Linked DNA regions of Mus musculus: region 2 is linked to region 1. A link is a loop called in an ENCODE intact Hi-C map of the cell type or tissue named here. Cell type or tissue: left cerebral cortex. All regions are shown on one strand. Each heading gives the region's core, and the rest is flanking DNA. Links, peaks and the distances in the headings are about the cores only.

Region 1 (15,954 bases), core at 7,901-10,400:
TCTGAGGAACGTGGCCTGGCCTAACTCAGCCCCCGAGAAGAATGTGCTAAACTGAGTTGCCTTGAGGTATTCGGGGGACTTGGAGATGCAGGTGCACAGTCTGAGGGAACCCCAGGACACACAGATAGTCACCCCAAAAGCTTGTGGGTAAGTATGGGTATGGTCACTTAGGGAGGGAGGGACCACAACAAGAAGACAGCCATGGGGTAGAGCCTTGAGAGTGAGAGAGAGCGACATCTAGTGACCATAAGAAGGAGAACAACACAGGGATCAGCAAAGATGACTGGAGAGATGTCAAACAGAGGAGGAGACCTCGAGGGAAAGGGGAACATTCGCCAACAAATGTTGATGGGACAGATTTCAGGAACTCGTGGGGAAACGCAGAGAGGTCCTGGATCTGAAACACTCTGCCTTTGGGGAAGGCTAGCATTCAATGATCATGTGCACCACAATTGTTCTGAGAGACGGGAATTGTATGGTTCCTTTCTGATAAAACATCATACAGAAGAAATCGTTTTTTTGAGAGTCTACAGCTTCAAGGGATAAGAGTCCATTGCCATTATGTGTAGAATTTAATTCACAAGTAGGAAGCAGGGAAGGCTAACTCAACAATGGCATCAGTCTTTGGAAATTCCAAAGCCTGCCCCCAGTGACATAGTTCTTCCAGTAAAACCACGCCTCCTAAAACCTCCTCAAACAGCCACCATCTATGGGGACCAAGTATTCAAACGCCCAAGACTCGTGGGAGGCATGTAATCTAGGCTGGCCCTGAACTTACTATCTATCCGAGAAGAGGGTAATCTTGAACAGTTGCTCCTCCTGCCTCTGAGTGCCAGAATTTATAGGTATGTGCCCCACACCCAGCTTCATAGAATGCAAACCCAAGGTTTCTTGCATGCTAGGCCTACTCAGTCAACTGAGCCACACCCTCAGCCAGAGAGATAGATGCTTGAAGGAAATGGTGCTTCAAGACACAGTAGAGCCATAGAGCCAGAGGGAATATGGTACCACATCTACGTGGCTGTCTATTTTATGAACAAAATGTAGTCAATACCATTTATTCTGGCAGGAAGACGGCTCTCTACCTCATGACAGACAGTACTACTAGAAGGAAAAGCCCAACTTCCCTGGACAGCTTTGAGCAGACAGGACCCTGCGTAGACAATGGTTTCTACAGTAGAACCAAGCAGAAACGATAGGCAAGAGAGAGGGGATTAGCATCTTGGAACTAAGATAAGGGCAGGTCCGAGTAAAGGAATTGTGGAGAAACAATAGAAGCTCTGGATTTTCAGAGTCTGAGGCCACCCTTGAGTATTGGTGAGGACCCAAACCAGATAGAAATGAATGAGCCTAGGAGCTAACAACCTTCAAAGCAGGACTAAGGGCGGGAAGGAGCCGGTACCAGCTCTTGTATTCATTTGGTTTGGGCCACTGTGATGGAATAGCTGAGAGTGTAAAGGAGAAAAGGCTGATTTTTTGCTGGCATTTAGAGTTTTCCATGTATGGCAGCTGCCTATGTTTCAGGATCTCTGAAAGGCACAGCCCCATGGCTCATGGCAGAAGGGTGTGGCACATGGAATCTCCTTACCAGGAAGTATGGAGTGGCACAGGAAACACTGAGGGACAGACTGCTCCTCTGTCTGACCTCGGTGACCATTTCCTCCATGCAAGCCCTACTTGCCAGTGCCTGGTAATTCCAGCCATTCTGTGCTGAATCCATCAGGGAGCTGAACCCTCATGGTCCGATCTCTCTCTCTCTCTCTCTCTCTCTCTCTCTCTCTCTCTCTCTCTGTGGGGATGAAGCCTCTTGGGGACATGTCATATCTAAACCACGTCATCTATAGAGATGCCTGACTCAATGAAACAGAATTTAAGACTGTAATCTAAATGTGAAGAATCAACACCCTTCACAGCTTCCAACTTCAGGAACACAGAGAACAAAGCCAGACCTGGAGCCCAGAGGCTTGGTGTGGGCCCTTGAACAGGTTACATACTCACTGTGTTGCAATTTTCCTATTTATTAAATAGGGATAGTGATCTTATTAATCTCATAGTGTTTTGGGGATAATGAGTTAATATGTATGAAATGTTAGAGCCAGACACATAGTAAATTCTATGTTAGTATTTGCCAGCATTTTCCCCATTTTCTGTAAGAGAAGATCTCTAGCTCAGACTGGTCTCAACTTTCTTATGTAGTTGAGGATGGCCTGGAATTCTTGCCCTCCCCGCCCCCTGTGCCTCTCTCCTAAGTACTGAATTACAGAGATGTACCACCAAGCATGTTTAATGTATTGCTGGAGATCAAACCCAGGGCTTTGTGCATGCTGGGCGAGCTCTCTGCCAGCTGAACTACGACCCCAATGGCTAACATCATTTTTTTCTTCCAAAGATTGAAGAGAAACTTGGTCTTAGTTGAAAAAAAAAAAAAACCCTCCTTCCTTCACTCTGTTATATCCAACTTCTAGACCAGCTTCAGCCTTCTGAGCACTGGGGATTAAAGGTGTGTGTCACCCTGCCCAGCTTTGTTTTGTTTTGTTTTGTTTTTTAAATTAAAAACAATAAGGTGAAGATTGATAGAAGAAGATACCTAATATCAACATGTGGCCTGTAATTTATAATTTGTTTTATTTGTAACGTATATTTCGTAACATTTTAATATAATATCTATATTTAAACTATATCTACTATATGCTTTTAGTTGACATATACAATTGTAATTATATTATGGACATGTAGTATGGAATTTCAATATATCTAAACAAGACATAACAGTCAGGTTAAGGCTACTGTCAAATTAATTAACACGCACACACACACACACACACACACACACACACACACACACACACACATCTTTCTGAAAGTAGGAAAACCAGGGTTTCAAAGTCAGTCTCAGCCACTCAGTGAGTTCAAGGACAGCCTGGACTACATGAAACTCTGTCTCAAAAAAAAAAAAAAAACTTGCATAATTTCTTCGTGTTGGGAATGTCCCAAGTCATCTCCATGAGCTATGTTCAAGAATTCAATCCAGCTCATGAGCTATTGTTACCCAGGTTTGTTCCTGCAGGGTGGAGTTAGCCCTCTGCTCATCTCACTCCATACAGACCAGACTCCCTTCCCACTGCCCCCAAACCTGTCTAGGTTTTGACAGATGCTACTCTGCGTTCTGAGATCTTGGGATCGGCCTTATCCTCATATCTAAGTGAGATCACGTTGTATTGTCTCTCTGAACCTGATTTAGTTCCCTTTCTGTGATGTCCTTTCCAAAACGGAAGCTACATGGAAAGGTCCTGCATGAGGCTGAAAAACCCATTTTAGTTTTGCAGTTAAGACTGGAGTCTTGAATGTTGCCAGTTATGTATCGGTACCGTCTATGAAGTCTGATGTTCTAGGGCCTCAGAACCAAGTGGCCTTGGTTTTTTTCTTTCCATCTGTCTCATATTTTTCTCAGTAAGAGTTAATGTTACCAAAAAAATTAGAATTACAGTATCTTCTCTAGAAAAACAACTAAAAATCAAATCAATATTAAGAAAACCAAAAGCAATGCCCTCCCTCCAGTGTGTGGCTGGTGATTGGGGTTTGCACAACACTCCCTCCTTTGCTTCAGTTAGTGACAGGTGGCACTGCCAAGAACACCCTGATGTGAAGACAATGACACCAATACCAACCTGGAACTATCACAGGCTTAGTGGAACTGTCTGCTTTGAGTGGGCAACCCCAGAAGAAAACAAGACAGCCGTTTCTCCCTCAGGTGTGAGGCAGAAATAGCATGGCATTTCTTCTCCAACTGTAGCTCAATGCCAGTAAAGCGGCATGTGCTGCAGCACCGCTGTGCAGGACCGGCAGCCCTGACCTAACCTGGGTGTGGGTAGATGGTATACACACAGTGAACGTTCATTGGGTGATGCCAATGAGTGGCCACGGTCAATTACCAACAGAGGTTGCTTTGCCACATGTGATGGCTAAACAACAAGCAGGCACAACAGTGTGCTCCTGTGATCCCAGCTGGAGAGTGCCAAGGGCAGACAGAAGGTTCTGTCCCTAGAGCTTGCTGGCCAGTGAGTCCGGAGACTGCAGCAAGCTCCAGGCTCAGTAACAGGATCCTATCTCAAAAAGTAAGACGAGGACAATAATCTGGCTTAGCAGTACAAGTGTGATGACCAGAGTTTAGTGCCCAGGACTCTCTGGGTGGAAAAGAAGAACTGACTGTGTAGGTTGTCCTCTGACCTCCACATGAGCACACTCCACCCCCAAACTCAAAAATAAACCTTTCCTTCTTTTCCTTCCTTTCTTCCTTTCCTTTCCTTTCTTTCTTTCTTTCTTTCTTTCTTTCTTTCTTTCTTTCTTTCTTTCTTTCTTTCTTTCTTCCTTCCTTCCTTCCTTCCTTCCTTCCTTCCTTCCTTTCTTTCTTTCCTTTCTTCCTTTCTTCCTTTCTTCCTTTCTTCCTCTCCTCTCCTCTCCTCTCCTCTCCTCTCCTTTTCTTTTCTTTTCTTTTCTTCTCTTTTCTTTTCTTTTCTTTTTTTTGAGACAGGGTCTTTCTACTTAGTCACATCTGGAGCTCAGTATGTAGACCAGGCTGCACTCAAAGTGAAAGATTTGCCAGCTTCAGCCTTCTGGGCACTGGGGATTAAAGGTGTGTGTCACCCTACCCAGCTTTGTTTTGTTTTGTTTTTAAAATTAAAAACAATAAGGTGAAGAGTGATAGAAGAAGATACCTACTATCAACATGTGGCCTTCACATGCACACACTCACACACTCTGCTCAAACACACCACACACACACACACACATACACACACACTGACCACACAAACCACACTCACACTCAGCACACACACTACACACTCACACATACCACACATATAACACATATACTCACACTCACCACACACACACACACACACACACACACACACACACACAGAGAGAGAGAGAGACACTGAAAAGACAGATTACATGATGTAGACAAAACATCCCCCACTGTCTTTTACCAAAACATGAAAAATGGCCATGCACACCCCAGCTATGAGGCAGAAGACACCCTCAAGCAAAGGCTGTGGTAGGGCTACAATACAGAGTGAACGTGATTGCTCGTGTGGCCTTTTTGAGAAAGGAAATAGAAGGCACTCGAGGGAGGAACAAGACGAAGGCAGGGAAAGCAGGTGGTGGTGCAGACGTGCTCCTGAGTCAGAAGGAAGGTCTGAAAAGCCTCCTGTGAGCAGGCGACACCGCTGCTTCCCTCGGGGCTGCTGAATGTGGGTTGTTCGGAACCTTGAGAAGGTGTCAGTAGCACGTGGCACATAGTGCAGGCGAAACTCTATAGCAACCGTCCAGCCTTTTGTCTCCTTCAGATAATGTGCCAAACCACGTATTTAAAATCCCAATAAAGGGAGGCTTTCTCAGGCAGAGCACCCACAGAAGGGCTTTCGTCACTTTTCAGCCTGAAGTCCAAGTGTCTCTCAGCAAGAATGACCCAGAGCCAGGAGCTCTCAGTGCTGCTGTAAAGAGTGGCCCTTACTCAATACTAGATCACTGTATTGCTTCTGACCGAAGGGGTCAAGTCCACAGCAGAGAGAGTGCTGACCGGGGAGGCCTGTCCCTCTTTATGCCCTCCCCTGCTGTGTCCTCTCAGTGATAGCTGGATCTCACATTGTTCATTTAGATTCATGGTTACTGCTTTCTGGGACTGGGTCACAGGTGGCCCAAGCTTGCCTTCGATTCTCGAAATAACTAGTCTCCATTGGCCACCAGGCTCAGCTCTAGGTTTTTGGTATGATTCGCTGAAATCTAGAAAGCAGCATTTTCCTCACTATGTTTTGAGTCCATGTTTCTGTGATGCTGGCGACTGAACCCAGGTCACCATTGCTTGGCAAGTTCCCACCACTGTCCGAAAGCCCCGGCTCTGTGCTGCACTCCAAGGTAAAATCTTCTGACACTGAAAGCCCAAGATGAGTCCACGGTGGCCAGGTGAGGCGGCACACAAGTTTAACCCCAGCACATGGAAGGCAGAGGCAGGCAGACCTCTGTGAGTTCCAGGCTAGTCTGGTCTACAGAGTGAGTTCCAGGACAGCCATAGAGAGACTGTTTCAAAAAACAAACAAACAAACAAATTGCGCCAACTAGATAGCAGGTAACACAGAGAGACTTGAGGATTGGAAGGGAAATTGATCTAAACAAATTCTACAGTGCCTTCTAACCTGGAAGGTTTGCAGTCCTTTAGTACAGTGGGTCTCGGGCTTCCTAGTGCTCCAGTCCTCTAGCTTAGCTCTTCGTGTTGTGCTGACCCGTAACACTAATGTCATTGCTACTTCAGACCTGCAATTTTACTACAGACAACTGAGAATAGTTCTACCTCAAGACCCAGCAATACCACTTCTGGGCATATACCCAAAAGATACTACCATTATGAATCATAACATAAATATCTGTGCTTTCCCATGGTCTTAGGTGACCCTGTGAAGGAATTGTTCAACAACTCACAAGGGGTCTCCACCCACAGGTTGACAAACGCCTTTTTAGAATAGATATGGTGGGATGCAGCATGATTGGCAGGAAGTAGGGTGATCCAGAGAACAGAGCCAGTAGATCATTCATGAAGCACACACAAAGCCCTGGGGAGAGTCTGAAGCACCACATAAGCAATCTGTGAAAGTGCACACTAGAATCCCAGACAGAGGCAGGAGGATCACTGCGAGATTGAGGCTAGCTGTGTAGGGCTGTATAGTGAGATCTTAAAAGCAAAACAAACAAATAAACAAACTGGAGGAAAAGCTTTGCTGTTCCAGAGAGTGACTAATCAGTAACATAGGGAGAGGGGCAGATGAGCTGAACTTTGATGGGGCCTGCAGAAGAGCCAAGGAGCTGGCAGTGATTATAGAGGCAGGAGGTTCCACAGCACCTTGGCTGTGGACGGGGAGAATACAGGAAGGCTTGTGATGACAGATGTGTCCGGCTCTCCTGATGTCTGCAACCCCTCACTTTGAGCAACATAATTAAACATTATCTTCGGGGAATTCTTACCAAAATGAACAGTTCTTTCTTATTATATGGTCTTATATATGGTTCATTCCTAACAATGTCTTTGTGCACCCACTTTCCCCCTCTCAGAATCCCGGGACACTTGTGTACTTGTGACTTTCAAGTTGCTCTTTTTTTTATAGATTTCTTGACATTTTCTACATAAACCGTCAGGCCAGCTGCATGTTAAGGAAGCTTTGATATCCACTTCCCCATCAGCGAGCCTTCTAGTTCTTTTTCTCTAGAGTATCATGCTTCTATATCCTATTGAGTGTGAACACCTTTGCCTCGTTCCTGACACTAGGGGAAATGCACACAACCTTTCACTGGGAAAGGCTATCGCACCTGTCAGTTTCCCACAGACACTCTTGCAGAATGAGGAAATTCCTTCCTATTGCTAGTTTGATGAGGAGTTCATTGAGAATGCATGTTGAAAGACATCAAATGCCTTCTTGCACCCATTAAGACATGCTTTTCCTTGTTTGTTAATATACTGAATTACATGTACTGAACGCCTCAAATATTAGAGTCCATGGTATCAAGCAGTTACATTCAGAACACATTTAGGGCAACTTGGATTATGGTAATTTATTTTTGGCTATAATTTAACATTTAGAATAATTTTCTTGAAAGCTGAATTTGTATTTCGTGTTGACTGGGGTATTGGGTGGAGCTTTGGAAAGATTGGATTTCTCATGTGTCCAATAAGAAATAGCACTGGGGCTAGACTAGTCCCAGGAAAGATGGCTGTGGACACCCAAGTAAAGCAACAGACCAAACAAGCCTAGAGGGGCCAGACTGGTTTGCAGTCAATGGTAACCATCATAAGTTAGCCTTTCTCTCCTTAGGTTTTCTGACTGTTTCCAGTCATTGCAACAATATAACTGATGGATGCAACTTAAGGAGCAAAAGGTTTACTTTGGCCGCACTTGAGGGTACAGTCTATTATAGCAGAGAAGAGACAGCAAGGAGTTGAGGCAGCCAGTCATCTGCCCTTGTTGGCTTAGCAGCATCAGTTACAAGCACCATTTCAACTTTGCTCAAAGGGCAGATGACTGCCCAGCCCACCACTCATTATATTGTAAGAAGTTAAGAGCACAGGTGACAGTGGCTGTATCTATGGTCCTCTCAATGACACACGTGGGAATGGTGCATTACTCAAACTGTCATTGTCTCCTCTCTTGCTTCACTCTTCAACTTAGTGGCTCAGGCAGATTCCTTAAAAGTAGCCCCCAGAGCCACCTGGGAATGCCATCCCATAGTGAGTGTACAGCAGCATCCATGGAGGTTGGTAAGGGGTTTTGTGGTTGGTTTGCAAAGCCGCTCTGCAAAAGTATGGTCTTTACAAAGGGTGAAGCAGAATTGTGCGCCCGAGTTAATATGGCATTGCTTTCTCACAGGGTTACCTGGAGCCACCGGAAATCCAGGGGAAAAGGGAGAAAAGGGAGATGCTGGTGAACTGGGTCTACCTGGAAATGAGGGCCCACCAGGGCAGAAAGGTGACAAGGGAGACAAAGGAGACGTGTCCAATGACGTGCTTTTGACAGGTAGGCTGGTGTCCTCCTGGCATTAGGGCACAGATGCCTGTCCCATCCAACCCATGGCTGCTCTGGTGACTTTTCTCTTCTCTGAGCCTCTGCTCTACAGCAGGCATTGGACTTCTCTCTCCCTCCTTGTTTGTTTGAGATGGAGTCTTCTGTACACCCAGGCTAACCTGGAACTCTCTATGTAGCAGAGACTGACTGGCCTTGCCCGACCCTCCTGCCTCCACCTCCCAAGTGTTGCAGTTATAACTGTATACAGCCATGCTCAGCATGGCGGTCTGCATTTTCAAAGCTGTGCCTGTTTCTCCATGTAGGCACATCTGAAGCTGGTATCTAGCGTAACTTAAAGCATTTGCCTCGGTTGGTAGGGTGTGGTGGCTCCCGCCTGTAGTCCCAAGCATGGGGAGGCTAAAGCTGCACTCTTGCTTCAGGTCTGATTACACGGTCAGACCAAGGTCCCACAGTAAACAATAGTGGAGTCCAGTGAGGCTCAAGGTTGGTCTGCTTCTCCTACCTGGCTGTCAAGTAGGAGGGTTTCAAAGGACAGGTGACCAGTCTCCCCGAAGGCACTCTGAGTGTCTCTGGGGTTGGACAGTAATCAAGATCTGTAGGAGATGAGGATCAAGCTCAGTAATAAAGTGTTCATCTGGCTTGCAAGAGCTGCTGGGTTAAATTCCCCACCACAAGGAGAATGGGAAGGATGGCCCGAGGGAAAGGAGAGGAAGGTGAGGAAGCAGTAGAGGAAGCAAAGGAGGGGGACGGGAGGAAGAAGAGTTCCTTTGGGATTTTAGAAAGTCAGAACTGGGATCCTCTGGCACTGCAGTGACAATGGCCTGGCTCTGCTGAGAGCTACCAGAGCTGAGATCCTGCTCTGTCCACTGGTGACCTCAAGTCACCACGGCTCCCTAGCAGAACGCTCCTGAGAGGACCCCACTTCCACCTCACAGAGAGACTTGGAACAATGAAGGGAAGACTGATAAAACTCTCGGCACAGCTCTTACAGATAGTGGATCAACAGGACCTACTATGGTAGATCTTTAATTCAGTGAAGACAGAACAAACCTATGTCATCTCTAGGAATGGGTGCACACACTCCAGAGCTGCTGCTCCCTTCTCTCTCCCTAACTGGAATCTGTCCCTGTGGAGAACGTTGTATCAGTCTCTCCTTTTCCTTCTCTCTAGGTGCCAAAGGTGACCAAGGTCCCCCTGGCCCCCCTGGACCTCCAGGGCCTCCAGGCCCTCCTGGAAGCAGAAGATCCAAAGGCCCTCGGCCACCAAACGTGTTCAACAGCCAGTGTCCAGGTTGCCAAGCCCTGCCCACAGGGATCCCACTCCTTATGCTAAAGATACCCTCTTCCAGACTTTGTGGCCAAATTTTGAAAGGAGATATTGTCCTAAATGAGACTCATCCTTGAAATATGCTCCTAGGAAGTCTGAATGCCTGCCCTGGGAGTGAGGACTATGGTCAGGCCCAGCACCGAGCCTATTGCTCCTTCCCTCACTGGTCTCCCCACGCTTACCTCCATGATGGGACTCTTCCTGGCCATATAACCCTCTCCCCCACCCCCACCCCCAAGGAGCAGGGTTTTATTTGGTTTGTTTTTAATTACTGTCACAAATCCAAGACACTGTGCCACTAGGTCCCCTGAGAGCAGCATCTTGAGGCCTAAGCTGTTAGCAACAAATTCCTGAGAGAATAAGAAACTGGGAGATAGTGGGGCAGGCAAATTGGTTAACACTGTGCAGAGAACAATCATAGAATCGCCATCACTATCCATAGTATGGGGGGGGGTGTTGAACCCAGAGCCCCATGTTTACCACTAAGCTATACCTGCAATCCTCTGCCACTTAGTTTTGAGTGCTAAGCCTGCCAGGCACAGTGCTCAGTACTCATTTCTTCCGATTCCCATGACTATCCTAGGCTATGCTTCTTTCTAATTCACAGAGAGAAAACAGACAGCCAAGGAGTGACCTGGCCCCACTCAATTCAAAAGTTCCTTAGAAACAAATGATAATAATAATGGAAAATATTTCAATAGTGGATTTAGAACTAGAGGTTACCCAGAATGCCTTGCCTGTCTTAAAACTACAAGGCACAACTTGAGCTGCCATTTCAGCAGCAGCTGTGGAGGAGGACCAGGACTTTCTCCAAACGCCTGCATTGTTTGGAATAGTGTTCTTCCTGGATATTCCCAGGGAATGGACCCAGCTATCAGTGAAACTCTGGTTGGGAGTCTGAGGCTTGGGCTTGCTAAAAAGCAAGCATCCAAGAAACATGGTGGAGATGTTATAATGGGTACATTTGGGACTTTTCGAGGAAGTGGAGGTTATAGATACAAAGCCACCAACCCATTGTGACAACCGCATTGATTGTTGTCATTGTAGGGGAGACGTGTGTCATACCCAATGATGATACCTTGGTGGGAAGAGCTGATGAGAAAGCAAATGAACGCCATTCACCACAAACAGGTACAAACCCCAGCACCTGGGCTGGGGTGCACCTTAGTGCCGGGTGTGTCTCTCACCTTCACAGGCCCTGAGTTCAATTCCCAACACCACACACAAAAATTCCATTTGGAAATTCAAAACTGGATGCCTTAATTGGCTGGTATGTAACTCTCTTTTCTTCTGACAGAATCTATGATCACTTCCATTGGCAACCCAGCCCAAGTCCTAAAAGTGAGAGAGACTTTTGGGACTTGGATGAGAGAGTCTGCTAACAAAAGTGACGACCGCATTTGGGTGACTGAACATTTTTCAGGTACTTCCTTCCAGAGATGGTCCATTTGGTGCAATCCGTTGCCTATCTTCAAGCTTATTCTATACCCATGTGTCTGAGATCTCCACTAGTGTTAGTATAAGGCTCCTCATCTTAAAAGGCACAACTAAATGTTTAGAACACTTTCCTAGCTTGAACGTGTTGGTTGCAAGCTTGGTAGTTCAGGTCCCAGACACATGACAACTACAGGGTAAACTCAGTGATATCACAATAGCCAGACGGAAATAAAGAGCACGACAGCCACAGGTTTTATCAACTAATCCATACCATGGAAGAGATATAAAAGACAAATTATGGCCTACAAATACTAACCATCTGGCTCTGTGATCTGGCGTGTTCCGGATGATATGACCTTAGCTATAAAAGCCGAATTCTGTGCGCACAGCCTATTGTTCTCTGAGTTTGATACCATCCTATGAGAGTACATTTGGCCATATTTCTCACGTATTTGTTGGATGGCGCCCAGGGGAGAAGACAAAGAGCCAACTCACAGCCTCTCCATGTCCGAACTTAGGCCTGATCACACTGTCCCCAAAGGATGTAGTTAGAGTGGCTGGTGGTAATAAGAGTGGCTTCATTCCAGAAGGGTCTGACAGTACACATCAGTTGGCAAAAAGCTAAGAGCCGCTGCTTTCCTTCATCAACACTAACTGATGAGTTCAGTAGTAACCTCTGTCTACCAAGCTGGGGGCTTGGGGCTCAAAGGAAGAGTGAAATGCAGTATAGGGGCAGCAGTGGTCTTGGTGCTCAGGAAGGGATAGGAGGCAGCAAGCTGTAGCTGTCCAAACACCAAATATTTGTTCCTGGGGCAGGCTTGTGCACTTTGATTTTATAAATGCTAAAGAGCAAGGTGGGTGGGAGGGGACAGATATTCTCTCGGCAGCCTGACCGTTCACGGGCAGTGCTGTCCTTGCTGGTGGGTAAGAGTCTCCCTCCTCCCCTCCCCTCCCGCAGGCATCATGGTGAAGGAGTTCAAAGACCTGCCGGCGCTCCTCAATAGCAGCTTCACCCTCCTCCACCTCCCACATTATTTCCACGGCTGTGGGCACGCTGTTTACAACAACTCTCTCTACTACCACAAAGGAGGCTCCAACACCATAGTGAGGTGAGCCGCCGTGCCGGGCCATGGCGTGCAGTGTCCCCCACAGTGTGCACACTATGTCCCTCACAGTGTGCACACTGTGTGTTGTCTTCTGCCATTGTCTAGATGTGTTCTGTCATCTTTATGTGCCTAGGCAGATCAATCAGGGTTTGTCCCCCTCAAAGGAATGGTAGAATACAGTGAGGGAGTCCCACACCCAGGCCCCTGATGATGTGCACCTGTCACAGAGTTTGCTGTTGTGAGAAAGATGGTCGTTGTTATACTCAGAGTGTAGTAGTCTACCACAGTCTTACCAAGTTGCCTAGGCTGCTCTTAATTTCTCTGTGTTGCCAAAGAAGGCCTTGAACTTGCTGTTATAGACCACTCACAAGTGTTACATACCACCAGAGTTCCTTTATTTAAGCCTGTGACTAGGCATTGACTCCTGCCACAAAGAACTCTTCTCCCTATGTAAGGCAGAATAGGGTTTATAAAGAAAACCCAGAATTACATCAAACCAGAGGCAGCAGGGGGTCGACATTTTCAAAGGTTTCAGCTCAGTTGATAAAACAGTTGGTGTTGTGAAACAACAGGTAGAAACAACAGGTACATGAGAGCACTCTGCTCTGCAGGATGTCCCCAGTGGGGACTGCGGAGCAGTGAGGTGAGGTGCAAGCTGGAGTTAGCCAAAACTAGGACCAAAATGGTCACTTGGGGGCATTTCACTTATAATCCTTCCACCTCAGCCTCCCGAGTCCCCCAGATTATAGCTTTGTACCACAAACAGGCTTGGGTGGGCTGTGCTGACTGGGTAGGGGACTTCTCCTCAGCCTAGGCCTACACCAAACCACAGGCCTAGAGTAGGAGGAGGAGCAGGGTGTATCGAAGCTGCAGTTTCTGTGGACAGACAGACACCTGCTCCCTCAGCCCTGGGGCTGGACCACAGGACAGAGTTGCTAGCAGTCAGGCGCTGGTATGGCTGAGTCCTTCCCAAGTGCTTGCTCTTCTCAGACCCCTTTCCAGTTTAACTCAGGTTTCTTAGTCTGCTTCTGTTTGCTGTGCTTCCTAAATGGCTAGCAGTCATGGGATCCTCCTGTGCTCTGCCGCTCAATAGCGCCCTCTGGTGTTTTCTTTTAGCCCAATATCCCTGACTTATTCCCAGATTCAGCTAGTGGTTGAATCATAATTCACTTTTTTGATATTATTTCTGTTTGGAGTCTTGGAAATCAGATCCCAGAGCTAATGGGCATGGAATCCCACACAAGAAAATTGTTTTCACAACCTTTACTATATCTCTTCTCAGCTAGTGGCCTTTAGTTTAAATTTCTCTTCTCTCTCTCTCTCTCTCTCTCTCTCTCTGGATATTTTATTTATTTATATTTCAAATGTTATCCCCTTTTCTGGTTTCCCCTCTGGAGACTCCCTATCCCATCCCCCACCTGCTTCTATGAGGGTGCTCACCCACCCACCCTACCTCCCCACCCTGGCATTCCCCTACACTGGGGCATGGAGCCTTCACAGGACCAAGGGCCTCTTCTCACATTGATGCCCAAAAAGGCTATCCTCTGCTACATATGCGGCTGGAGCCATGGATTGCTCCACGAGCACTCTTTGGTTGGTGGTTTAGTCCCTAATTAAAATTTCAGCATGAAATAAAGGAATAACCAGCCAACTTGGGAGTTTTAAAACTTAAATTTAGGGGCTACAGACGTATTTCAATTGAGGGAGTGTTCGAAGCTCTGGGTTTGCTCTTCAGCACACTATAGAAGCAAGGCTTGATGGTGTAATCCCAGCACTTGGCGGGTGGAGGCAAGAGGAGTAGATGTTCAAAGCTATCCAAGCCACATTGCTAATTTGAGGACAGTCCTTAACACCACACTACTGCCTCCCTTGCTTCTGCTAGCACAGGCTAGTCACTGCCTTCACATCCTTGCTGCTCAGAACATCTCTGAAGGACAAGTAGAAAAGTTTCCTGGAGCCTTTTGGCAACAGAGAGCTCCAGGCCTTAGTCCACTCTTGGTAACTCAGCTTAATAAGGAGCACTACAAATCACCAGTGTCCACCAACATGTGTGGCCTCCAGCTTTTCCATCCGGTCCCTTCATTCTGACTCTGAGATGTCTTATATATGGATAAATACTTAGGCTTTGGCTTGTTCCAGGACTAGCTTGTAACCTATTTAACCCATTTATTTGATTTTATGTCTTCCACACAGCTAGTTACTTCTCGGGTCATGCAACCATCTTCTCCAGAGCTCAGCTCCAATCTCCAGAATCTGACTCTTTCCCAGAACCCCCCCCTCTCTCCCTGCCAGAACTCCCACCTCCTATGTCCTGCCTCAGTTCATTGCCATAGGCTTTTTTTTATTGACGGGTGATGCTTCCACACAGTTCACGAGAATTCTTTCTACAGACATGTTTACTCCACTCTAACTTGCTTTTCGAAAAATGTTTCAGATTTGAATTTGGGAAAGAGACACCTCAGACTCTGAAGCTGGAAAATGCTTTGTATTTTGATCGAAAATACCTCTTTGCAAATTCCAAGACTTACTTCAACATAGCAGTGGATGAGAAGGGCATCTGGATTATCTACGCTTCAAGTGTGGATGGCTCAAGCATCCTTGTAGCACAGCTGGATGAGAGGACATTCTCCGTGACACAGCACATCAACACCACATACCCCAAATCCAAGGCTGGCAATGCCTTCATAGCCCGAGGGATCCTCTATGTCACAGACACCAAAGATACGAGGGTCACGTTTGCCTTTGATTTGTTAGGAGGAAAGCAAATCAATGCAAACTTTGATTTCAGAATGTCCCAGTCTGTTCTTGCCATGCTGTCATACAACATGAGAGATCAGCATTTATACTCGTGGGAAGATGGCCATCTGATGCTCTATCCTGTGCAGTTTCTGTCAGCGGCATCAAGTCAGCGGTAGGGTTCCCTCGGCTGTCTGCTCCCTCTCTATACTCCACATTGTCTAGGGTTTGGTCAAGCCCAACAGAAAGCTAGCCGGTAAAGGATACCCAGGCACTCGGAGCGTAAGCCCATGCCACGGGCTCTTGCACAAGCGGCGAGTCCGCTCTAAGCCAGGTTGTTGAAATAGCTACAGATTAGAAATGGATGTGGAAGAGATCTGGTGACCCAGTATCCCTCCTCAAACTCAGCAAGTTAGCTCTCCCCCGACCGTAGCGTCCCCATAGGTAATACGAAACATCTGAGTATGACTGACATTTCCTCTTCCTAGATGAAATTCTGTGATTCTTGCCTGATTATATATTAGAATGCTTTCTGGATTCTTTTTTTTTTTTTCTCCACATGTAAGTGAGCTTACTTGCAGCTTGAGGGGTGGGCCTTTCAGTGATGACTTATTTGGTATTTAGGGAAGGTGCACTGGCTCTTATGGCTTCTAAGGTTTTATTTTATTCATAATTTGTTATTTTCTCTGAATATTCACCTACCACTACAGAATGATCATTGTTTTCAGCTCCTAAACACAAATCCAAGATTAATAAACAAACAAACAAACCATGAA
Region 2 (15,954 bases), core at 5,583-8,082, 140 kb before region 1:
ACACGATCTGTGTAATGATCTAGATGGTGTAAGCTTTCAGCTGAGTCATCTGGCCTAGATGTTCACTCCCAAACTTGGCAAACACTGTTTAGCCATTCACTTTGGAGTAACCAAGTTCTATTAATACAATTATCAGACCTCCTCCTCCTCCTCCTCCTGTTTGAAGAGAAGATCTTTGAATCAAAAGATCAATAGAATCAAAATATAGTCAAAGGTTTTCAATGTTCTAACTCTAGTAGAGTTAGAATATTATATCGTAGGTGCTGGCATTATATTGAAACAATTCCCTTATGTTTGCTCAAAAATTTAAAGAAGCAGATTTGATCAAATACATCGTTCTTCAAAATATCAAATATATCAACTTTTAATCTTTAAAATATGTGTTGTAAACAAAATACCATTTATAGCAGTACATCACAGATGCTCCGCAAGTGTTTTCAAATAAACTGGCTGTGTGTGCATAATATAACGAGTGAATTTTTGAGTGCTGTCCTACACACACACACATATACACACAAACACACAAATTTTTAAATGAAATAACAACAGTTTTTGTTCTTTCTTAGAGCATTTTAGGCTGTCTTTACATTTAGATCAAAAGTGGAAGAAGATTATATAACATTTAATTTATATGAGGCCAAGTATTGACTTGACTAAAAAAAGACTTGTCTACAAATATTTACTTATTAGTCAAACTCCATGAAACACAATGGCAATACTATAAATGGCTTATATTTGGGAGGCACTATTCCCCTACTAGTATAGTATTTCCCTACCATAAAACATAAAAATTATCAAAATAAAAACATTTTGAGATGGGTCTTACTATGTAGCACCTGGTTGGCCTGGAACTTGCTATGTAGACCAGGGTGGCCTCGAACTCACAGAGATCTGCCTGCCTCTGCCTCCCAAATGTTGAGATTAAAGGTGTGTGTCACCATACCTGGCCAAAATGAAAACATTTATTTAAAAAGATATGACAATGGAGATTTGTATATATTGAGAAATGAAGCTTGCTAGACAATATGTGGATTAAGAGTCTGTGTATTTAGCCAGGCAGCAGCAGTGGTGGTATAAAGCTTTAAATTCCAGCACTTAGGAGGCAAAGGCAGTAGATCACTGAATTCAAGACCAGCCTGGTCTATAGAGTAAGATCCAGAATTACCAGGGCTACACAGAGAAACCCTGTCTAGAAGAAAGAAAGAAAAGAAGGAAAGAAGGAAGGAAGGAAGGAAGGAAGGAAGGAAGGAAGGAGGGAGGGAGGGAGGGAAGGAGGGAGGGAGGGAGGGAGGGAAGGAGGGAGGGAGGGAGGGAGGGAGGGAGGGAGGGAGGAGGGAGGGAGGGAGGGAGGGAAGAAAGGAAGGAAGGAAGGAAGGAAGGAAGGAAGGAAGGAAGGAAGGAAGGAGAGAGATGGCAAAGGGAGGGAGGGAGGGAGAGAGAGAGAGAGAGAGAGAGAGAGAGAGGGAGAGGGAGCGGGAGGGGGGATATTCTACCAGGAAGAGTTTGGGATACGTAATTCCCAACTCTATGTCACCTTAATTCATCCAATAAACATTTCCTGAGACCCTAGTTTAAATATTTGTTCCAAGTCAAGGTCTAGAGATAACAATAAGTACAATTAATCTATATTCTTGCAGAGTAGTGAAGGAGATGTAAAAAAAAAAGCAAATAATTATAACACATTATACAAATATCTATGTGCATATATTCCTTGCATTTACATGTAAATCTTGAACCACGGATGGGTAAAATATGAGGGAAGTATTCTAGTTGCTGACACATTAGGCAGCTCTCAGCTTCTCAGACTGGCAATGTTTCTCTAGGCATAGACTGAGTCCCGCAGCCCACTCCCAGGAGCAGTAAATACTTCACTGTCTTCTGATGTCGCCAGAGAGCATCCTTAAATGCCGATAGTTAGGGACACTTATCTAGCTGGAACCTGGCCTTCACACCTATGGATACACCCTTGAGAGATGCGTGCACACCCTTTTTCACAGCAAGACTGTTGTCCTTAGGACCCCAGCTGGAGGCATTGTCTGCTCTATGAACCGTGAGATTTTTGTAACGCTCAAGACTGTATAGCAGTGGAAAGGAAGCACAATGCTATCACCATCTGGATGGATCCTGCTGACTTAACAGTAATCAAAAGGAGCAATGGAGACAAACAGTATACGTGTATTGCTAAAATATTTAAAACAAGACAAAAAAATCTATATTGTCTGACGGTATGACATTGGGTCCCAAACTGTCACAAGGCAGTAATTGTTACAAAATCCAGGAAAAACATTTTACCTCTGAAAGAGACAGAAGGGGGGGGGAGGGAGAAAGGGAGAGATGGGGAAAAGGAAGAAGAGAAATAGAGGAAGAGAGGATGGCGTGAAGACCATCTGGAATAGTTAGCATCCTATTCCTTGTGAAGAACTCTGATAGCAAGTCTGTCGTCACCTTGTTCAGTTTTCTGTAAAATATTTTCTTAAGAAAAAAGAGGGACATGTTGTCATGTCTACTCCCGAGTGTCGCATGTCACACTCCTTTGTGTGAAATGCCCAAGAAAGAATCTATTACCTACAGGGAGAGAACCAATGTCAAGACTGGGGCAGCCTTGTGTTCGAGGAAGGGAAGGTTGCCAGGGAGAAGGCAACACATGCTGAACTAGAGGACTTGGGATATTGATCAGAATTGAAGTGGCACTGCCTCCCACGGGAACCAGTCTTTGCTCCCCAACTTTTGCAGCCTCCTTCCCCTCCGTATCAGCCTGCCTTTCCATGTCAGGGCCCCCACCTTTGTTCCTTGCCTATCCCTTGCTGTCAAGCAAAGATCTAGCTTGACTTCTCAGCAAGCATAAATGATGAGGCTTAGATCGCTCCATGAGCCATAACACAGGGGGTAAAACCTCTCCTCTTTGACTACAGTTTCTTCTACAAAAACAAAAAACAAAAAACCAAAACCTGGCACTGTCACCAACATTACCAGACAGTGAGCAGAAAGCCGCCTCAACTGAAGTTTACTAGATAAGGGCTTTTAGTCACTACAGCTTTTAAATTCCCTTAGGCTTTTTAGGACCCAGAATACCCTCAAAGTTGTGAATCCAAGAGTCCAGAGAGTCATTATTTGGGAGCAATGACGGAAGAGTCCAGAAGGACAGACCAGTTTTCTTATTTCCTATGCCTGACAGGAGCCAGAGAATCCTGGGCTGGGCCTCTGTGGAGAACTGACCAGAGCTTGCATTTGCAAAGTGTGACTGTAAGGTGGGAACTCACAGTCTGATTTTCTCCTCGGGGCTCCTGTCTTCCTTCTAGCTGGGCATCAGCAGACCATTTCCCTCCTTTGGGATTTAACCCTTTATTTTGTTTGGACTTTCTGGCTTCTCTTACTTCTTAAACCATGTTCCTTGGCAACACAGATCATCCGGGGCTTTCCCCTTCTAACACACAGAGGAGTTGGGCTTATCTCTGTGGCTCTCAAACTTGGCTGCTCATGAAAAACCACCAAGGAAAGGTTTTACAGTATCAACCCACAGGCTCTACCAACAGGACCACTGTCCTGTCTAGGTGATTGACACTGAAGACAAGCAGTGCCATATCCCTGGCCCAGAAGTGGTAAATACAGGAAGTACCACCTCCCTTCCTGACCCAGGCCCCAGGACTGTCACTTCTCACTGTGCCTCTTTTAAAAGTATATGTTTTAGCCAAGTGTGGTGGTTACGTGATTTTAATCCCAGCACTCAGGAGGGAGAGGCGGATAAATCTCTGTGAGTTCAACACCAGCCTGATCTACATTACATAATGAGTTTTAGACAAGCCGAATGGTCCCGGCTGCATAGCGAGGTCCCTGTCTCAAAAACAAAACAAAACAAAACACCCAACAACAACAACAACAAAACTGTTTAAGGTTGCAATTCAAACACTCCAGGGAAGGGCTTGGGAACCAGCTAGCAAACTAATCTCCTTTAAAGTTGTTCTTATACTAAAATTTGAGAATTGTGTGGCTTTCTTGACAGATACGGTGCTGATTTCTTATGATACAGGCTGGACTTTAGCATCTGAGCCTATGACAGGGAAACAGAGATGTTCTACTGCATCCTACCCTCATCCTTTCCCCTGACCAAGGAGCTCACCACTGGAAGGGAAATCTGTGGCAGGGAGTATCCAAGCCAAGGTAGACGTCAACACACTTAACTCAGTGTTCAGCTAAATTAGAAATTAAAGTGCCAGGCTGAACCAGATAGATGGGCAACTATGGGAAACACATGAGAAAGAATCCAGGCACAGCGTTTGGTCTGTGCACTCCCTGGTGCAGCTGTCACTTCCAACTGCCTTGTTCAGAGTCTCAGCACATTTGTGAATGTGTGGTCACTATGGTTTTGAAACAGGCCTTGTTGGATAGCTTACAGAGCTAGAAACTGGTGATAGTGTGAGGAACTCATACCTAAACTTAAAGACACTGTCTGAAATTTCTGTTTGTTCTGAATTAACTTAATAATTGATCATTTCAGCCCCGGTGGCAAAATGGTTCACTGAGATTATCAGAAGAATTATATTAGTCTCTGCTTTCGACTGACACAAAGACCTTGGAATAATTCTGTCCGACTCTGATGCTCCCAGAGAATGGGCCTTGTCCCTATTCTTCTCCCAATAGCCAGTTCTCATTCAACCCTTATGGCACCATCACCATCACCACGCTGCCAATAAAAGAAATGAAGAATACGATTGAGAGAAAGGATAAACGCAAGCAAGGGAGGGGAAGGTGTCCCTGAGGACAGAGGGCAGAGGGGAAGGAAGAGGACGCGAGAGAGGGCAGCCCAGAGGCGCTTCGCCGGCTGGCACAGCAGAGCTGGAATCTATTAGAATCGGGTGGTGCTTGTTTTAATTTAGCCAAAAATTCTAGAACTTGACCCTGCCTACTCCATGTCAAACCTCCCAAAGCACTGCCCAGACTGGAGGGAGCATCTAACACCCATTTGTGATGTGGTCATCTGTCGTGGGCAGGTGATCAGTTTACCATGTCCTAATCTTCACAAGTCCAGCTTGTGAGCTGTGCTTCTTCTTCGAAGAAGAGCAATTTTGCTCTTCTTACAAAATAAATAAACAAACAAATAAAATAAAATAAATAGATAATGCATGCCACAGACCAAAAAGCCCCGTGAAACTCTTTCTGTTAGTGTAGAATTAAAGCAACAGCTTACCTGGTATTGAAGACGAGCTCTCACAATTCCAAATCAGGAGAAGGAGGCCCATGATCAGCAGGAGTGGCATGGCACTGACAGTCACAGTTTCCGGGACCATGATGGTGACATTATACTGCATGGGGTTCAGCATTTCCAAGAACATCTTGCGCTATTTGGCCTCAGAAGAAAAAAAAAAAAGTAAAGTTCTATGGGAAGAAAGCAGTGGTGGAGTTAGAACGTAACCCAGCGGTTTGGCTGTGGCTCCTGTCACTTGGAAGGGTGCTGGATTGGAGAGATGGGCATTTTGTTTTATAGTGATTGGACACTTAGACAAGACAAATTTGTGGTTACAAGTCAAAACAAGGATGACCTTGGGAGGCTCAGGTTCTGTTCAACAGTTGGTCTGATAGAACCTTATCATCTCGCCCTTGAGTTAGTAGAGTGACGTGCTCAATTGAGAGTCAACTCTCTGAAGTTCATTCCAGAGGAACAATCACAATGCTGTGATTTCATCAGCAGCATTTGCTGAGGCAATCCTCCTTATTAAAAGCAAACTCAATTAACAAAACAAATCATGAGCAGGAAAAGGCTCCCGTACCCAAGTCTAACAACCTGAGTTCATCCCCCAGGACACACACACACTATAAATATATAATTATAAAAATAAATCAACATACACAATGTCCTAATTCCTACCCATAATCAAAATTATTTTCCCGGACTGTACCCTTCTACAGAAAGAATGCATTTCTTGGGCACCATCAAAGTGTTCAGAGAGTCTTCATTAGGGCATCTATGAAATTCAAGATATGTTACTCATGGCAGTCTTTGGTGGCTTTAATGAGGATCTAGAACTAGGACCATAGGCTGGTTAAACAGTGTTCATGGGGGTCAGCAGGAGAGGCAGTGGGGATGGAAGGGGCACGAATAAAGAGGGAGAAAGAAGGAGGCTGGAGAGATAGCTCAGTGGTTAGGAACACTGGCTGTTCTTCCAGAGATCCTGAGTTCAACTTCCAGCAATCACATGGTGGCTCACAACCATCTGTAATGGGATCTGATGTCCTCTTCTGGTGTGTCTGAATACAGCTACAATGTACTCACATACATAAAATAAATAAATCTTTTTTTAAAAGAGGGAGAAAGGAAAAATGATGGAGTGGGCAGAGAACAGTAAGAGTAGTGTGCCCTGCAGTGACTCAGGTGCCACTCAGCCATCTGTTCCTAGTGATGACTTGTGCCCTGTGCAGGTCATTCCTCTTTAGGCTGAGCTGCTGGACCTGCAGGTTTCAACAACAGCATGCTGAGGTGTCTTCAGTCAGGTTTTATCAAAAACTCTTACAGGGAGGAGCTTTAGAGATGGCAGTAGTTAAAAACAAAAACAAAACAAAAAGCAGAAACAAAAAAGCCAAAAACTTAAGTTTGAGAAGCTTGTATCATTTTCATCAAATGCATTTTCCAATGGCAGATGACCCACTCCAAGCTTATGTAGTAGATACAGGCAGAAAATTTTGGCTGAGTTTGACCTGAGTTTGACCTCACACTGGAACTCTATGTCCACAAAAGTGATTTCAAATTGGACATCAGGAGCTCTGTGGATTCCCTGATGTGCTGCAGAAATTTTTGAATGGGCTCACATACACTTTTTTTTTTTAAATATATTATTTTTATGTGTGTGTTTGCATGGGTGTATGCACATATTTATGCAGGTGCTTGACGAGGCCAGAAGAGGGAGCTAGAGTCACAGGCACGTGTGAGTTGCCTGCCATGAGGGCTGGGAACCGAAAGTGCACATTCCTGTGAGCAGCCAGCACTCTTAGCCGTGGAGTAGGGTCTCTCCAACCCACACATGCACTTTTGAGGGGAGAAAGGCCATACCTTTCACCAGACTCTAGGGCACTATGTAATAACATTTCTCCCCTGACCTCTACGCAACCTTTGGTTTCTAGCAACCACAGAAATTTCACAATTGAATTTATTCAGTTTGTTCTTCATTTGTTAACTCATTATATTACGCTACCATTCAATAATAATTAAGTTCAAGACACTGGAAAAGTGTCTGTGCATATGATGAGCAGTCTAATTGTTACAGTTTTCCAGTTGCTCTGAGTGGGAAATGAAGAGTCGGCAGCTGTTTGTAGCTGCTCCCTTTGTTAACTTTGGACAGTTTTTTTTTTCTCTTGCAGAGAATAAAATGCTCAACAGAAAAAGGAAGCAGGCCAATGAGATAGCTTAGGGGGTAAAGGCACTTGCAGCCTGTATTTGAGCCCCGGAACCCACAAGGTAGAAAGAGAGAACCAACTCTTATACTGTCCTCTGACCTCCACAATGGCACTGAAGCATTTGAACACACACACATACACATAGACACATACACACACAATTAACAACAACAACAGACACATACATGTAGCTATTTCCTATGAGTCGAAATGTTCCCTCCTGGAGGCAGACAGGAAGCTCAGGATTCGGGATATTCAGAATGCCGCATGGTGTGTGTGATCCATTTCCAGCATTGTAGAACTGAGAGATGAGTGTGAGGAAATTCTCTTCACTGGAAATGCCTGCCAATTGATCAGAGGGTTTGAGGTGTGTCACGCTGTGAGTCTTCCCCCGTGCTGGGGTGGGCCTTCAGTGAAGCGCCTGCCTTTTTGTCACCTGTGTTCCTGGAACACCAGTAAACTCATTGCCTCACTGAGCTAGATTTGGGAGGAATCGTATCTTTAGTCTGTTTAGTGTTGTCAATGCTCTAGCACGAGGAATACATGATTGTTCACATCATGGAAAATACACACATACTCACACACAAATGCACAAACATGCATGCACACATACACAGAGGAGCATTCGATGCACCCACCCGCACACATACATGTGCACAACTTTCAAGTGCTCAGTGCCTTCAAGAGCAATATAACTACCAGAGTCTTCACTGTCCCCCTAAAGGTCATTGTCTCAGGTGTAATGCCTTCACTTAATGCCCTGGTCAACCTCAGGCTAATGAAATGCCAAGTCTCTATGCAAAGTCCCCAGCTTGATTCATGGCAAAACCTGAAGGGACAGAGTCTGGCTTTGGTGTCCTGACAACCTTTGGGTTAGGGTACAGCCTTAGTCCCCATATTGCCAGAAGGGATTCCTAGACACCCCAGTTAAAGCCTCTGCAAGGAATGGATGTAGGTGTTATCAGATCATACCACTACTACTTTCTGTCTGTCCACCAGGGAGACTAGCTGGTGAGTCTGAGTCTGAGGAATGAGTACAAGTCTCCCTCTTTTTCATTCTCTCCAGTATCCCCAGACTCCCGCTTTTATGTCCCTCGTTCCTGAAAACATAGCCTAGCCATGTTGGCTCCCCCTCGGTGCACCCCTTTCATTGGGCTTTCCCCCGGGGGAATGACTCCTAAGGTTACCACTAGAAGCAAGACATTTGTAACCTCAACTCCCTGGAGTTGAGGATCTTGAAAACATAAAAACATTTATGGGATGGTTTTTCAAGTGAACGACAACTTCTAGAGAGAGCAGAGAGTCTTTTGTCTGGAGAACATTCTGTTCTAAGAAGAGAGGGACTGTAGAGTGGAAGGCTTGGTAGAAGTGGATGGGAAAGCTTGATGCTAAGAAAAAAGAGCCATTAGCAAGCAAGAAAGAAACACAGACAGACACACACACAGAGACAAAGACACACACACAGAGACAGAGACAGAGAGACAGAGAGACAGAGAGACAGAGAGACAGCAAGAAAGCTAGGTTCCAAAGCTCCAAAAGAGGGGTATATGTGAAGCACACTGGGCCTGGCACATTCGTATAGACTGTGGTTGTGGTAAAGATGCTGGAGTTTTTCCTAAGAGAAACGAGAAGCTAACTAAGTGTGAAATGAGAGGAAATGAAGGGTGTCACCAAAATTCCTTCCTTGGAGAATATATAAACAACTATCCCCTCATCAGAGGTCCTAAAGACATTCGGAGGCATGATTCCACCACAGCTCACTCTGAAGAGCCAATGAGTTCATTGGGCTTACTTACAGAGATATGGGTGAAAGGTTACGGGCTGGAGCACAGGTGGCCTTAAAGCCCCCACACAGGACAGTCTGCACCACCCATGGCTGTTGACACATAAATGAAACCCCGCCCTAGTTCTTCCCACTTTATATAGGCCAGCCCCTCCCTGACTCTAGGTACAATTAGGGCAGAACTGCATACAACTGGGTAGGAGGAGTGGCTAGATATGAACATGCAGATCCCATGACCCTCCTACCCCTCCTTGAATGAGAAAATGTCAACAATCAACAGACCCAGCTGTGATGATCTTTTGCAAGTGGGCACAGCTCAACTCATGAAGATGGCAGCAGTTTGACTTGAAGGACTTGTCCTGTACATCAAAGGACAAGAGCAGAAGTCAGTAAGATCACATCTTCAGAAATTTTCAAACACTCTGGTGGCAGAAGAAAGAGTATCACAGAGGTAGTAAGACACACTGACAACTTTTGAGGTGGAAAGGAGACACACTGGTTATCTTCCACAGTTCTGTAGACAAGAGGGGGGTGAGAGAGAGCTGGGGGCTCAAGGAGGCAGATGGGTCAAGAGACATTTGGTATTTGAAGTGGTGTAAGTGGTTTTGATTTAAATTTGCTGGAACAGGGTCAACAAGAGTGTTAGGAACCATCCCTAAGCTCCCAGACTGGAAATTTCAACTTTGAGGGATGGTGGTGCCATTCTTTGAGACAGAAATGCATTGAGTTCCAGGAACTGTTCAGACATGCGCAGATGCTAATATCTGGGAGCTCGAGGCAGCTCTGAGCGGAAGACTGCAGGAAAATGTGTACGTGGACATTAACCCCTGGGCTGCGGAAAGCACCATTCAGTAAAGCTGTTCAGACTGAGAATGGTCTCAAAGGACACCAAGATTTAATGACAGAAAAAGAGGAGAACATAAGGAGAAAAATGAGTTAACAGAAAACGCAAGGCAGACGGGGTCCGAGAAGCTGGGTACCAGGGGAGGCAGGCAGACTTAGACAGCATCCTTGATGAACAAGGAGATACGACTGATACACAGCAGTTGGTATATGTCCAAAAAGCATGAGTCAAAAGGAATCTTTTTTTTTAATTCTATATTTTCCTCCCAGTTTTACAAAAAGAGTAGACAGTGTAGAGATAGTGTCACTGGTCCCCTGATCTGACCTCATGGCTAAGGCAATGGCCAATCTCTCTTCTGGGATGTCCCATCAAATGGTGAATGAACACGATGGTGCAATAGCCACAATAACCTTTCAGAATATACTCAATGCTATACCTCTGTCTTTCTTAGTTTTTTTGTTTGTTGAGACCACGCTTCACTGTGTGACCCGTGCTGGCTCCTCTTACTTGGGATTCCTGAGTGCTGGACAATGAAGCTTGTGTCAGAATGACCTGTGAACACCAACCTTTCTGACTTGGAAGTTCCCTCTGTGCCCCCACTACTCTTTTCACTCTTTCTACTTCCTGCAGTTCACTCTCAAGATTCCCACAACGCCAGCTTCTCCTTACAACGCCAGCTTCTCCTCCTTCTTTATTATTTCTCCCACCCCAACCCTTCTCTCTTCTCGCTAGCTGCTTTTGCTTTCCAACAAATCACTTGTGCCCATTGCCTCTCTTTGGACATGTTTCCCAGTCCCTACTTCACTACATCAGTGATGCCCACCTTCATCCTCTCTCTCTCTCTCTCTCTCTCTCTCTCTCTCTCTCTTTTTAAGTTGTTTTTTAAATTATGTGTATGTGGCTATAATGTGAGTGCAGGTATCCTTGGAGGCCAGGAGAGGGCATTAGAGCTCCCTGGAGCTGGAGTCGCAGACAGTTCTGTTCAACATGGGAGCTAGGATCCAAACTTAGGTCCTCTGGAAAAACAGTATTAGTCTTATCCCCCAAGCCCCTGCCCCTTCTTGATCTCTCTGTGTGGCACTGAGCTCGCTGCCGCTCCTCTTTACGTCTGTGCTAAGACCTGCAACAAGCCTTCCCTTCCTGTTCCACTCCTGCACTCACCTGCTTTGGCTCCCACTCCTTATGTCTGTGCTTTGGCCTGTGCACTGACCTCTTGGTGGGAATTCCCTCCAGTCTTTCCTTGGCCCCACCCCATCCACCTCTCAAGCCCCAGCTGCCCTGCCTACACACAGCCACTTAGATGCCCTCACCGGGACCCCGTGGTCGCGTTGAATACAAACTTGTCAAGCCTCTCCAAACCTCCAGACCAGAGCCTTCTTGTATTGGCTTCAGAATCTTGGCACTTCTCATCCTTCCTTCTCCCTATCTTTTTAACTGGCTGCTCCTCCTATCATAGCCTCCCCATGTCCAGTCACAGCAAGCTATCACCCCCCCCCAAAAAAAAGTCCTGAACCTAAAGAAAGGTATTCTCCTTTATTTCCTTGGGCTTCTGGCCCATGTTTTACTTGTTATCAGTATAGAAATGTTTAATGGTTGAAGAATGATGTCTCCAGAAAAGCCATTTTTCATGTTTCCAAAACTGATTTGATAGATTTATTTATTTATTTATTTATTTATTTATTTATTTGGTTTTTCGAGACAAGGTTTCTCTGCGTAGCCCTGGCTCTCCTGGATCTCACTCTGTAGACCAGGCTGGCCTCAAACTCAGAAATACATCTGCCTCTGCTTCCCAAGTGCTGGGATTAAAGGCGTGCACCACCACCACCTGGCTAGACTTGTTTATTCATAAGTTGATAATATTCGTAGAACTCCCTCAATCCACAGAGTATCCTTGGGCTGGCAGTGCTGCCCTTCTTAAGGTTCTGTAAGGCTGAGGGTCTGGCTGGGATCACTGCCAGCATCCTGGGAGCAGGAGACCAATTCAGCGTGAACCAGACACTCCCTATAGCTTCCCTCATGGGCCTGTGTCCTTGAGGTCAGACCCCCTACGCAAGGGGATATAGAGCCCCTTTTCTGGTTCCTTTATTGGGCAAGACCTGAAGTCCTTCCTTTTCTACTTGTACAGCAGCCACCCTAGCCCTATCCAGCTTCTTTCTGTACTCCTTGTTGTTCCTAGCGCTTCAACCTCTACCTGCTCTGGCGGGGAGAGATTGAACTTCTAGTGCCCAGTGGTTGCTGGAACCCAGCCATGTCCCAGAGGTTGGTGGGACCTAGCAATGCCCCAGAGGTTGGTGGGACCCAGCCATGCCTGCTCAAGGGAAAGAGGGGGGTAGTTTGCTTTCCTATTCTTATACTTGCCCATTTTCTGGTACTCGAGCCCAGACCCAAGACCAGAGGATCAAAGATTCTTCTGCGAGAGACTACAGTGGGCTAGCCCCGATTTAACTTAAATAGCAGCTCACAGTACCTTCTGCTCAATTCTTGATGACAAGGTACAGTCAGCTGAATGTAATTCATATCTTCCGTCTAGATTCTCTAGTATTCAATTCGTTGTTTTGGTTTTTTGGTTTTTTTTTTGGGTTTTTGGTTTTTTGTTTGTTTGATTGTTTTTTTTTTTTGGTTGTTTTTTTTGTTGTTTGTTTGTTTGTTTGTTTTTTTGGTTTTTAGAGACAGTTTCTCTGTATAGCCCTGGCTGTCCTGGAACTCACACTGTAGACCAGGCTGGCCTCGAACTCAGAAATATGCCTGCCTCTGCCTCCCGAGTGCTGGGATCAAAGGCGTGCGCCACCACGCCCGGCTGCTCGATTCGTTTTTAAAAGCTCCTATGAAAAATCTTGAGGATTCCTGGGAGGACAGTCAATCCTCTCTGGGTGGCTACAAGTTTCAGAGCTTTCAGAGGTTGAGTAGGTGACATGCCTGTTGAGGGAGATATCCTGGTAGCCACACAGCATGGAGTAGTACCGCCTTCCTCTAAAACTACACACCAAACGAATCCAGTGCCCATTCCGGTCTATTTACAGCCTCCTCTCAGGCTCAGCAGCTGAGTCAAATGCCATAGCTTTCAAAGAACCACATCGTGGGGTCTAATCGTTGGTGTCTTTTCTGAAATTTGTTCAGTTATGCCTGGCGGCCAGAAGGTCAGCTGACCCTCCTAAGATCAGCTCTCTGAAACTCTATCTGTAGAGAAGAGGTTGAGAATAATAGAAATCATTTATTTCTACTTAGCCTTCAGTTTTAGTTGTTTTACTAAAAAACTGCTCAAATCTCTTTAAAGTCAAATGGAGTATTAACTGATTAAAATTTGTAGCTTTCCTTCAGTTTCCTCTTCTGCCTCATGTGAGCTCCTACAAAGACAGGAATGTGTGCCTCTCTCCTTCGCAGTTAGATTCCACTTCCTGAACCATACCCAGGCCTTCAGATGTGCTCGCTGCAAACCTGTGACCGGGAGTCTGCACTGCATATTAGGGAGCAGGCAATTTCGCTGTCTGCCCCCCCCCCCCCCCCCCGGACCTAGCAGTTGCTTACGTAATCACCTGCTACCAGATGGGACAGGTGCTTGCATCAGTATGGAAGGAAACGCCAGCCACTCCAGGACACCACCCCCCATCTTTCTCCCTCTCTCCCTCTCTCTCCCCCTCTTCCCCTCTCCCCTGTCCCCTCCCCTCTCTCCCTCCGTCCCTCCCTCCCTCCTTCCCTCTCCCTTTCCCCCTCTTCTCTACCCTCATGACTCTGTTCTCACCTACCTTTATCCTCTTCCCCAGGTCCTCACTCCTCTCCTTTATCCCCAATAAACCTTTCACACCAGGTCTGTTTGCATGGTGTAACTACTCAGGGGCACGCCTAGGCCCGTGAAAGGTAGCCTCGCGCCGCATTGTATTTCATTTCACTGTCCATACCTTCGTTCCCCATGGTAACCCGCGGGCATGCCTCTCCGGCTTTCCCCATCGCTTTGTCCGGCACACTTAAGGCTGGATGGTTTCTGGTTCCGTTTTACTTATACCCGTTTCTTGCTTCTACTTGCCTGTAAGGGTTTCAGACACATCCTGGCTGGTCTCATCAGTGACCTCCACTCACAGTCAGTTCCTCACTGGCCTAAAAACACTCTACCTACAAGAGTTCCTTTTTCCTCCTCCTCCTCTTCCTCCTCTGCCTTGGCCTTCTCTCCCCCACCCCCACCCCCACCCCCGCTTCCACTGTTCTATCTCCCAGCTCCTTCAGGTCATCCTCTCCTCCTGAGAGAGTCAGCTTCCTTCTTTCCCAGAACTATCTCCTACCTGCTATAAATTTCTCTGAAATGGGTCCCGGGGCACTCTAGCTTTTGACTGGGAGGGCACCATAGAAAAAGCCTCAGAGGTTTTCATAAAACAAAATGAAACATTAAGGGGCAAGGTAGTGAATGGTTGCTGGGGAGGAGGTCTCATGTCCCTCAGTGATGTGGCCATTGTTTAGTGACCCTTGCCCAAATAGCAACCCTAATCAAATAAGTGGAATGAATGCACACACACATATACATGCACACACACAAGACTTATGAAGAGGCTTGCCTGGAGAAAGAGAGAGAGAAAGAGAGAGAGAGATGAGAGATGAGAACAAAGAGAAGTGGTCAAGGTGTACCATTAAATATTCATTATATATATTTTCATTTATATATGAAAATATTTTTAAAAGAAAAGGAGCAAGATGCTACATCTAGTTCTGTTTCTAGAGATAAAGTAAGACAAACAAACCAAAAGTTTCCGGCCTGGTCATCTTGGCAGAGCCGTGGCCACGTAGCCATAGCTATAGTCACAGACAGCTACCCAAGATCTGCAATGAGGAATCGTTGGGTTACTAGAGATGGAAAAATCCTGAGGTATAGTAACGTTTCCCTTTAGAAATGAATCCTCGACATGGACTCAGCAAGTTCAGGGTCATTTAAAAGTGGAGCTGGTCTATCCATGGTCACTCCTGCCCCTTGCTTTCTGTCGCCTGACATGGGGGTCCTGGCCGCCCTTCTCAGCAAGTTTCGAATAGGAAGCTAATTGTTTTACAGCAGGAGAGAGAAAATAAAAACCCACAAGGGATATTCAGATCCATATGTTGTCCTGAGTCAGTTTTAGGGAAGCTGTCTCACCCACCCATTATTTCTGGTCATTGGGGGGGGGCGTTGGGGAGGGGACACTGGGAAACCTCACCCAGTGGGTTCCGCACACAGGAAGACCTGACAGTACGTGAGAGGCACATGCTGCTGCCCGTGCCACATTTTAGTGAGCTCAGGGTGCCCATCACAGTGCCTTCCTCCTTCAACTTTGAGGCCCAGTACCCAGCAGGAAAGCTGGGTGTTTACTGAAGTCCTGCCTTCATGACAACTTACCAGTCCAGCTCCAGCAGGCCCAAGGCAGGGGTATCTTTTTGCGGCACCTTTATCTGTGCCCAACGGTGCCTCGTTTTTTTCTGTATATGGTCCATTTTCTTCCCAGGGTGGTACATCTAATGTTCTCTCCCATGGAAGCCAGCAGTGAGTGGCCTGCAAGCATTTTAGGCCTTGACAGTTAAAGGCATTTCAAATGCGTAACAAAGCTGGTAATTACTTGGGAATCAGAGTCTTAACAAGGGCCCTAGGATCCAGTTGGGGTCCACTGACACGGAAATTATATATATATATTTCCCCTTACTGATCCTGTCTCTGGGGAAGGAAGAAGAGTTAAAAAACAAAACAAACAAAAAATCATGGTTATTTCCTCTCGATTTTTTTTTTTTCTTATATTGCCTGCCTCATCAGAATTTTTCAGTCAACTTTTGGGTTTTAATCTGAAAGAAGGGAGGGCAATAATGACAGGATCAAACTATGAGGATTTGGTTGGGGCCAGAAAACCTGAGTTCAACTCTGTGATTAACCAGCCCCAAGAGCCAACTCACTTCCCAAGTGGGTTAATCTCCGGCTAGGTAAGAGGTCTGAGGT

Evidence for each region. Peaks named below come from ENCODE experiments on the same cell type or tissue, not always from the same donor. Only the 100,000 strongest peaks of a DNase experiment are listed, where the experiment ranks them.
Region 2: it touches region 1 in a loop (4-fold over the local background); 32 of 42 quality-filtered maps call a loop at or near these places.

Annotation. Positions count from the first base shown.
Region 1 is chr9:54,323,460-54,339,413 of GRCm38, forward strand. Gldn (gliomedin) reads left to right here. Exons shown (of 10, transcript NM_177350.5): 5 at 8,418-8,564; 6 at 9,744-9,863; 7 at 10,947-11,030; 8 at 11,197-11,322; 9 at 12,295-12,445; 10 at 14,877-15,954. The coding sequence ends at 15,357. Among named protein-coding and RNA genes, the nearest start is that of Gldnos, 30 kb to the left of the region's middle. In left cerebral cortex, for the core only: no CTCF peak of the experiment used is centred there; no DNase peak of the experiment used is centred there.
Region 2 is chr9:54,188,072-54,204,025 of GRCm38, forward strand. Cyp19a1 (cytochrome P450, family 19, subfamily a, polypeptide 1) reads right to left here and starts at 5,672. Exons shown (of 9, transcript NM_007810.4): 1 at 5,186-5,672. The coding sequence starts at 5,330. In left cerebral cortex, for the core only: a CTCF peak has its summit at 6,899 (motif pointing right); no DNase peak of the experiment used is centred there.